Linked DNA regions of Mus musculus: region 2 is linked to region 1. A link is a contact called in ENCODE Hi-C or POLR2A ChIA-PET data. All regions are on one chromosome and are shown on one strand. Each heading gives the region's core, a stretch centred on a gene start or an enhancer-like site at or near the end of the contact. The rest is flanking DNA. Distances are from core to core; before and after follow the strand shown. Region 1 holds the start of Elovl5 (ELOVL family member 5, elongation of long chain fatty acids (yeast)). Region 2 overlaps Gm39375 (a long non-coding RNA gene).

Region 1 (4,839 bases), core at 1,362-3,861:
CTGCTAGCTAGTCTTAGCAGATCTCCATAGGGGAGCAGTCTCAGGCTCCAAGGGAAGGAAGCTAAAGTTGCCTTGGCATACTGGCCAGTCATTCTTCTATACTCCCACTTGGACCAGAGGGAGGCTTTGCTACGTCTCTGAGCCTCACCCAGGTGAAGGTGCTGCCAATTCCCTTGGGTCTAAGGCATTGGCCTTTGTCAACCATGCACTCAGTCAAGGCTTCCTCTGTTGCACCACAGGAGGTGGATACTTTTAGAAGATTAGAAAAATAGCAACATGCTAAATAATTAAAGTCCAAAGGCTTTTGTTAGGATTTGGGCTTTAATACTCTGTTGAGACGGGAAGTTGATAGGTAGTACTGCATTGACTGGAAAAAACAGGAGAAAAAGAAGAAAAAGAGGAAGAAGAAAAGAAGAAAGGGGAGCAAGAGACCTCAACAGATGGTACAGTGTCATTCTTAGTATAAAACCACAGTCATCCTAGATTCTACTCAACTTGGAGATGTTCAGAGATTAACATAGATTTTTCACTTTAGAGACAGGTTTCATTATGCCATGCAAATCGAACAGTAGCAGCTTCAGTCATTAGAATTCGGTATTATAATGAAGCTGTTAATTGCATTTTTAATTCAACTGCAGCTGCTATTGCAATAAAACAAATTGCCCAGGATATTAAATAATTCCTTCCTCAAAAGTAATACTGAAGCAGTCCTTACATACTTGGAAGTGTATTAGAGGAGATGTAGGCTCACTGATAAAAACGAAGAGCAAAGTGTCTGGGGTGGGGGGTGCTGCCATAATTTAAAAGTAAATAGAGAATAAAATTATTATTTAATAGAAAAAACACATTTTTTTATATTACCACATGAACACTACTAAAGAACTATCTCAAATCACATATGCTAGGTAAAATGGCAGGGATAGCTTCTCATGGTTCTTATAGTTCCTGAGGCCAAGAATCCAGTTCTCATGGTACCCAAAGCACTTCTCTTCCATTCCATCACTTAGTAAGCCTGGCACTGAATAGGGATTTTTTATTTGGGAAAAAAATAGCTAAGATGGGAGGTTATACAAGTTCTGTGCGTTTCTTGCAGATTTACACTTGAATTCAAAGATACTAAAATGGGGGTAGCTATGAGGCTGGTCATTTCACACCTTGTGGAGTGGAGTAAATTTAGCTGCTGTGTCAGGGAAGGTCCCGCCTGCCTCTGATTGCATATGTAAATTACACACTGGGAACCCTAGGAAGAGAAGAGTATGCCTTGCTAGTAAATAGCCTAGAGAAGAGTTAAGAATCCTGAACAGGAGGAACACGGATGGCAAGTGGAGCTGAAACAGGGATCAAACATGGCACCGCTGAGTTCATGCTTCACCCATTCAAAAAAAAAAAAAAAATGGTTAGGACTTCTTGTCATACTCCAGATTACAAAGAACTGTCGCAGATGATGCCTCGAGCCTTGTAAATGCCATTGAGGGGAGAAACAAGCTAGATTTAGTGCATTACTTGCCTACAGATCTTAGCGGTCCCTGGTATGTGAAAGCTACGAGACAATTACAATGAACACGGTGAATGCTAGGAGGCCAGGTTGCACAGATGACCACTCACATGCCACTTGAACGACACTTCCTGTATAGACAGACAGACATGCACTTATGGTTAGCACTCAGCACTGTTGCGGGGAAGGCGGTCCTTACTCAGTGTTTATAGAAATGAATGGCAACTAATTGTTATTGCTACAGCAATTTGTGAATGTTTAAATTATCTAATGTTTATAGTTTGTATATTCGTATTCCTATGACAGTGGTCTGGGTCCTGGAACATTGCTGAATATACAATAAACATTTTACTATAATTTAAAAAAAATGTTTCTACACTGAATGACTGCTTGGCTGTGTTGTGTCAGTGGGTGTAAAGCAAAGGGGGCACAACAAAAGGTTACATTTCTAACGTTTGAAGTAAGAGTTGTAGGCCTTGATTTATCAAACAGCAGCGAAAACTAGAAAGGCTCTTATGTTTGTACCTGCGTCCCTTTTAAGTCTTTGAATTTGCCCAGCTGAAAGACATTACAGTATTTCATTACAAGACTGATAATTTCGTAGAGTAGAAATATCAAAACTCCCAATAGTGTGTGATCAACCTATCCTAGAATTACGGTTGCAAAGTTCTGAGTGATTTCTGTTGCTTCAATTTGCGCAACAGCAGCTCCACCTAGGTTTTAGAACCCTTGCTAAAACCATGAAAAGGGTCCCCTTCACAATGGTGGCGAAACCCGTTAGGTGGGTGGGCACCTGCCAAAACAAAAACAAAAACAAAAAAACCACCGCCAAGCCTGCCCCTGCCCCCCGGCTGTTGGAAAGAGTTCAGGGCATCCAGAACTTCACTGTGGCTATTGCGCAGACTCTGCGTCCCACGCAGGCTTATTAGGAAGAAGCAAGAAAACTGCCCCGAGACACGTGAACCACAGGAGACCAACCCTGGCTTCCTCTGCTCACCGCATCTGATTCTGGAATTTACAATCACGAAAGTTCTATCGCCCCAGGATTGGTTCCAAGGCCGCATGACATCATAGCGCTTGATCCTGCCTCCGGGCTCGGATTGGCTGGCCGCGCCATTGTGACGTCACGGTCAGCCCACGCCGGGGTTGAAGCTGCCGGGCGCCTTCCTCTTGCATCGCGGCTGCAGCTTGCTTCTGTTCCCGCGCCCGCTTGCACATCCTCCTGCTCGCGCGGTCCTGCTGCCGTCCGGTGCTCCCCGTAGCCGCTCAGGCAGAGAGGTGAGCCGCCTGCTTCAGGAACTTGGCGGGTGCCAAGGCACTGGGGTGCGGCCAGGCTGCTGGCGCCGTGAGGTCCGGGTTGGGCGGGGGGCGGCAGGCACCGTGGCCCGGCGAGCGCGGGGCGCGGGCCGAGCGGAGCTCCGCCGGGATGGATGCTTTCGCACCTGTTCGTGGGTGGCAGCCACTTTGGCGCACTGACAGGCGCGGAGATCGCAGGGAAGGATGGCGGCGCGCTTGGATCTTCCTCCGAGCTTTCTCTGAGCGACCGTAAGGGCTGCCGAGGAGGAGTCCGCGTGGGTCCGTGCAGTACCGGGCTTTGGGGCCGCGCGCTGGCCTTTCCCTGCTTTCCTCTCCTTTGCTGCTGCCAGGGACGCCCGCTTTCCCGCGACCACTCCAGCGGGTATCTGCAGCCCAGCCTGCCCCGGGAGGGTGGAGACGCGGACGCATAGCTGCGGGTAACGGCCTGGAGTCTGCGAATCCATAAAGTGCGCTGCTCAGAGTTTTAGGGAAAGTGTCCTTTATTGTTTGCTTGCCAGCAAGCCTTCCCCTTCCCCTATCCTTGAGGTGGAGATAGTAAGGTCCAGAGAGAGTTCTTTTTAGACGATCTTGAAGCCTTCGGCACCTTTGAACTTGGCGTCCCTGCTCTAGATTACATTATGCTTATCTCCAGGCGCCTTGATTGCAAATTTGAAGGATGCATTGGATGAATTTTCGTAAGGGGAGGGGGCGATTGAAAGAATGCAACGCATGACTCCCTAGCTGGAGGATACCCGGGGAGAAGTCTGATAAGAAATTGTGGGGGAGCGAGCAGCCCTCCTCCCAAGCCTCGACTGTCTTTCTGTTTTTTTAATGTCAGGGCTGGTGGCAGGAAGTGTTTTGTACAGTTGTACAGGAGGGCCAGTGTTGTCTGTTGGTTTTGTAATTCGTTCCTCTAACCGCTTGGCAGTTATAACCTGTTGGTTTGTACTTGCAAGTCTTTGTGCTTTTGCAAAGTCTCAGGCCACAGCATTTGGGTCAAAAATCTACAGATACAGTCAGCTTTGCATTAGATGAATGCGAATGCACACCGTAGATTTTATCTATGGCTGGGCACAGGTGCATCGTTTATCTAGTCAGTCCCAGTACTGCCGGGTTTCTCTGCGAAAGCTCTGACCTTGAAAAAAAAAAAGGGGGGGGGGCTACTTTCCTTTGAGATTTTTCTCCTGATAACGTCAGTGCCAGGAACATCCACCATAGGCCATCTCCTTTTCTATTCTCTTTTTGTCTTTCAGTTTGGAACTGAAGACAGAAAGGAGGAATGTTATATACTTTCACAGAATGGAGGGTAAACTTAACCATGAATAGGAAACATGGGTGTTGGGTTTTTCAAAATAGGTAACTAGTAAGTAGTTCTTACTTGACTCGGTTTCCTTGTCAGCCAGCCGGGTCCCATGTAACTGATTTATTTATTAGGTGGTTTCAAGAGACTGTAAATGGAAGAACCCAACAGGGGGTCTGCTAAATAGTGGTTTGATAAATGTTTCCTTTTCCTTCCCTGGGATTAACAGTGTTTCTCTTGGCCAGAGCCTTAGCCTTTGGATGCCTGTTGTTCACAGAATTCTTTCCCCCAGCAGTTCCGCTAATTACTGCTTGTGCTGCTGTTAGAGGGGAAGTACTCACCTTTGTGCTAGATTTCCAACTTGAAGTCTACATACAAATCGAGGCAAAATTGCCTTGTCTTCCAGGAACTATGGCAGAGTAGAGCATATTTGTTGCCTAACAAAAAAACTCTGACACACACTAACCTTCCCAGGGGTGTGTGTGTGTGAGGTGTGTGTGTGTGTATTCTACTTTTGCCTGCCAATTCACAATATCATAGACCACTTCCTCTCAGTTGCCTGTCTTTTCCTGCATGCGTTCCCATTCAGAGGCCATTCACATGGCTGCTTTCCCCATGCCTTGTTTCTGTTTTTCCTGCTGCAGAGAGCTGAACCCAGAAGTTCACACGTGCTGAGTAAACACTGCCACTGAGCTCCTTCAATCCTGCGTCATGAACTGATGCTAAGAACAGATTTGCTAAGTGTTTC
Region 2 (5,312 bases), core at 389-2,888, 100 kb after region 1:
TCCCTCAATGGTGTCTCAGTCTCCTCCCCAAACGTAGCTCTTGTGCAGGCTTGAAAAACAAGCTTAAAATACTTCTGTGTCTTAATGTTTCCTTCTCTGGGAGCTCATAGCTCCTCTGCTGTTCCAGCCACAGGAAAGAAACCTTATTTAAAGTGTTCTATGCCAGGTTGGAGAGATAGTTCAGCATTTAAAAGCACTGACTGCTCTTGCAAGAAGACCCAGATTTGATTCCCAGAAGTCACATGGTGGCTCACAACTGTTTAAAACTTCAGTTCCAGAGAATTCAGTGACTCCTCGGACATATAAGTGGTACACAGACATACATGCAGGCAAAAACTCTTTATTATTTATTTTACAAATAAAATTAAAATAAACAAACTCTTCTACTCTGGCAAGATGAGGTCATTTGTCAGCAACTTAGGTCTGCGTAGACTCTTCTGCAGGCTGGGTCACCTTTTCCACAAGTCCTTCAGGCCTATCTCTCTCCCCATAGCTGCTCAGCTGCTGAAATCCACAGCCTTGTCTGGGGGCTTCTTTGGTCTCCAGGTCTAAGCCAGTGACCTCACATTTTCAGAGAGGAGCAGTCTGATCCTCGAGTGTGGCAGAAATCTCTCAGGCTTTTCTTGCCAAAGAGATAAGCTTGTGGTTTCTTCCTTATACAGGGAATTTCGTTCCGCCTCAGTGCAATTGCTCCCAGCTGCAGGCTCTGCCTTCTCTCCTGCTCTCCACACCCCAACCCGACCACCCCACAGCTCAGGCAAACAGTCCGAAGGAAGAAAAGCCTCCTCTGGCATCCCACTCCCCATGCGGGAATGAATGCCTCTGTTGGGCCAGTCAGTTACCATGACAGCAGGTTGTTGTAAGGTCAGGCTGACCCTCGTTCTTTGTCCTCTATATCACGGGTCTTGTTTTTCCACCTATTAAAACAGAACATGAGGCTCTTGCCACGTGTGGCTGACCAGCCTGGGATTTCCACCCTCCCGAACTATGTGTTAAATAAGCCTCTTGGCCCATAAACTCCAGAGTTTCTTGTATTCTATCCTAACGAGAATAACCAGTCACTTCCCTGTCAGCAGCCTCCATGGATCTTAGGTAACATCCAAACCTTTAGCAAGCTCTGGACTCTACCTTCCTGGCCTAGACCATCGGTGGCGGATGGATGCGCTTTCCATGAACACACACACTAGAACCTCCTTAGGTATTGTGAGCTGTGAAGACAGACCGTGAAGGAAAGTGGCTTGCTGGAGGTGGGGGTGCTTGGCTTCTGTGGTGGGGGAGTCTTCTCCCGCTGATATTTGGCTGAGACTCAAGCATGAAGGGAAAATTAAGAGCCAATCTCCCATGTTCCAGCTGCAGTGGCCTCTTTCTGTCTCTCAAACTCTTTGGCTTTGTGCTTCTGCCTCCTCGACCCTCCTGGCTGGCCCATTAAGATCCAGAGATATCATCTGTTACAGTGTCCGGAGGACCTGTGACAGCTCACTGAATCGACTTGCAGGCTGACTCTAAGTTATTTTGCTGTCTAAAGGTCTGGGGCTCCTGTCTGCCGACCACTCTCCTCCAGGGGTAGGCTCTAAGGCCTCAGTGGATGCTTGAAGCTGAGGTGGACACCAGACCCAGACAGAGGCACCGTGATGCTGTGGCGGTGCTGCCAGCTGACTGATGGGCACAGAGTGTACACAGCCGGGTGTACAGGAAGCAGGAGTGATTCATACCCCATGCAGGGCAGGGCAGGACACAGATTTCATCATACTGCTCAGAATAAAATGTAGTTTCCAGCACAGGCATCGGTTATGCTCAGAACTTTCCACTGAACAATTTCAGAGCATATTTAAGCAGGGAACTGAAACCACAGATAAGGTTGAGGACCGCTCTGATGTAATAAGGTTTACATTTGGCTAATGGGGTGGGGTGGGAGACAAAGTCCAGTCTGTAGGATCAAGAATGCTTTTATTTCTCTTTACAACTTTATGTTCGACCTGGTGTGATTAGCTTTTCTGCCCTAGGGCTGTTCTGAAAACTTCTGACAGCTCCTTGCCCCCTCTACCCCCACCACATCACTGGATATCCTGATGAGTCCCCAGTGTGCCAGATCAGAGATGGTCCAGGTCAGGGCATCTGGAAATGAAAGTGACCCTTTCAGGAGTTTACGCCAGCCAGCCATGGCTATGACATTCAAAGGATAGTTGACTTATTAACTTGGACCTTAGGTAATCTTTCTTTTTTTTTTAAGATTTATTTATTATTATATGTAAATACACTGTAGCTGTCTTCAGACACACCAGAAGAGGGAGTCAGATCTTGTTACGGATGGTTGTGAGCCACCATGTGGTTGCTGGGATTTGAACTCTGGACCTTCGGAAGACCAATCGGGTACTCTTACCCACTGAGCCATCTCTCCAGCCCTTAGCTAATCTTTCTATTACAGCTTCTCCTAATTGCCCAAACCATCACTCGCCAATGTTGTTCCCTCCCACGATAAATCACGTCCAGATTACCTGCTCAGTAAGGGTTTTCTGTTCTTTTCAACTTCCCCTCCTCATTCTAGGTTGCGGTTACACACCCTGGAACGTATGTGCACGTTAGGAGCCGATGTCCACCTTACCCCTTGAGGACTGTCACGGGTGTTTAGACCATCCAGAGCACCACTCACTGTTATCAAAACATTTTTTTAAAAATCCCATTAACATTAAAAACTTTTATTCATGTGTAGGTATACATATAAAGGTCAAAAGACAATTTGCACTAGTTGACTCCTTCCTTCCACGTGTAGGACTCGGGGAATCAAACTCAGAGTGGCAGCCTTGGTAGCAAGCACCGCTGTCAGCAAGCCATCTCACCATGTTTCCCACCGCGACAGGCTGTTTTTCATTCACAAGTTCTCTGTGTTAACATGTTTCCATTTACCAAGGCCATAGACATTAGCTGCACATGATTGGGAGATAATTGAAATGTGGTTCAGACAACTAATGAATGCATTGTTAGTGGGTTTTTTTTTTTTTTGAAAATTCTTCAGAAAAGACAGCAAATGAGATAATTTATTTGACTACAAGGGAGATCAGAAGCGGTAAGGCCACCATAGGTCTGGGGTAGAGGCTAACGGGGACTGTTTTGGTTGTGAGCAAGGTGGCCTCTTGGGGTGCTTTCTATGATAAGATGGTGGTCAGGTTCAGAGCCAGTGACGCAACTCACTAACTAATTTAAGACTCGGACCTGTGCCTCAGCCTCCGGCCCCCTCACCTCTGCTCCCGCAGCTTCTGTGGGTGCACAAGCTGTGTTACCCAGACCCCTGCCTCCTTTTTCTTCCTTGTCCTTCAGCCCACTCACTCACTCCCTCCTCTGCACTCTCAGGAGGCAGGAGTTTCAAACATGGTGACAAGGCCTGCAGGCAAAAGCATTGTGTTAGCGATTACACTACTCAGAAAGCTTGACTTGAGCTTATGATATTAAAAATCCATCTCAGCCGGGCGTGGTGGCACACGTCTTTAATCCCAGCACTTGGGAGGCAGAGGCAGGCGGATATCTGAGTTCAAGGCCAGCCTGGTCTACAGAGTGAGTTCCAGGACAGCCAGGGCTATACAGAGAAACCCTGTCTCAAAAAACCAAAAACCAAAAACCAAAACAAAAATCCATCTCATTTCTCTTGTATTAGTGAGGGTTTGTTTTTGGTTTTTGGTTTTTAGATAGAGTTTTGCTATGTAGTCCAGGCTGGCATCGAAACCACAATTCTTCTGCCTCCCCAGTGCTGAGATTACAGTCATGTGACACTGTGCCTGGCTTTAGGGACATCTTTTTTAAAAAAGCAAAGCAAAAATGTATGGGTTTCCTGATGACATCATTATGCACACCATGACATCATTATGCACATATGTCCTTACTTTGCTCTTAGTTGACTTACTATCTGCACCCCTTCAGCTTCCTTCTTTCTCCAAAATTGCCGTGTGTGTGTGTGTGTGTGTGTGTGTGTGTGTCCATTTTGTATGTGTGTTTGTGTAAGGGAAAGTGTGAATGTTTACATGAATGAATGTGTCATGTGTGTGGAAGTATGTGTGAGAGTGAACATGTCGTGTGTTTGTGCATGTGTGTGTGTATGTGCTTGCGTGTGTATGTGTGTATAAATCTAGATTCAGCATATGAGAGAAAGCATGTGAAACTCACCATTCTCTTCTCCCCTGGAAAAGGAACTTATATGACCTCAGAGAATGGAAAACTATTTGCCACAAGTAAAACGGCATTTAGTTTCATCTCTTTGTTTCTTTTTATGTGGGTGAGGAGGAGCCTTCTGACCTAGTCAGTGGCAGGTGAGGGCTCTGCCCCTCAGGCATACCTTATCATCATCTTTTAATCCTGGTTTAATACTGCCGTCTGCTGGAGGGTCCGGTGTACAGCAGGCAACTGTTAGTCTCCTGGACTGCATCAGGGTGGCTGAAGATGCAGTCTGGACCACTGTTACTTTAGTACAATAAGTCTCAGCTCTCTAGTCCATTTGCTCTTTAATGAAGTCATACAGAGGCCATAACTTAGCTAAAGAAGAGAAATTAGAAGAGAAGATGAAAAGGTGTGTGTGTGTGCACGTGTGTGTGTGTACGTCAAGGTTGGTGGTAGTTCTGAAGTACTAAGGCAGGACAGATGGGAATTACAGTGGCCTGGATGAGGGAAGAGCCGCTAATCTGATCTGGTTTTTGTTGGTGGTAGTGGTGAGTTGTTTTGTTTTAGTTGTTTCTTAGTTTCGTTTGTTTGTTTGCTTGTTTGCTTGTTTTTCTGCGAAAGGCAGTAAGCTTCAGGTTCCACTGATGAAGCCCAAATTGCTCACAGAGTCAATACAAATTTTCCAAAAGAGATTAAGGACAGCAACTAACATTGTGCTTACTTAGGGCCCAAATGAGGTAATCTTGAGTTTCTACCAATTCCCTTATTCCTGAATCTAAACGGTACCCCTTACATCCACCATTCAACTTGGCTCACAGAGGGAATCCTTACTCTCAAACCTCATTGGAGGCGACATTCTGAACGGTGTTAAAGGGTGGTGGTTTTTAGATTCCTTAGACATAACTTGAATGCCAGCAGAAGTCCATCATAAGGAAACCTGCCTGGCACTTCTACCGGAGAAGCTGAAACCTGTTTGGCCATGTCTCTTTCTTTCCCAAGGCGACCTTTTGTAACGTGTGAAAATGCCCTAGACTAAATCTCCTCCTCTGATTTATATGAGTTCAGCATGAAAGTCTTTCTTTGTAGAGGCCACAGAATCTGAGTGTTACATAAATGGAGACCCCTGAGGCAAAAGGGGACCTTCAAGCTACTGTGCGGGATAGAGT

The links. Hi-C counts contacts between places; a loop is a spot of excess contacts on that map. ChIA-PET counts read pairs that join two places held with the same protein, here RNA polymerase II (POLR2A).
Region 2: POLR2A ChIA-PET joins it to region 1 with 16 read pairs in Patski. The contact joins the enhancer-like site here to the promoter of Elovl5 in region 1. A Hi-C loop is called at or near these places in 5 of 37 maps with a recorded cell type or tissue (CH12.LX, Patski, T-helper 17 cell and 2 more). POLR2A ChIA-PET finds 5 or more read pairs at or near these places in 1 of 5 experiments (Patski).

The regions. Positions count from the first base shown.
Region 1 is chr9:77,914,754-77,919,592 of GRCm38, forward strand. Elovl5 (ELOVL family member 5, elongation of long chain fatty acids (yeast)) reads left to right here and starts at 2,612. Exons shown (of 8, transcript NM_134255.3): 1 at 2,612-2,773.
Region 2 is chr9:78,020,658-78,025,969 of GRCm38, forward strand. Gm39375 (a long non-coding RNA gene) reads left to right here. Exons shown (of 4, transcript XR_870937.1): 4 at 1-46. Among named protein-coding and RNA genes, the nearest start is that of Gm23609, 9.2 kb to the left of the region's middle. Within about 2 kb of position 1,639, at least 1 of the 3 ENCODE cell types and tissues checked has a DNase peak (open chromatin) inside an H3K27ac peak, as active enhancers do.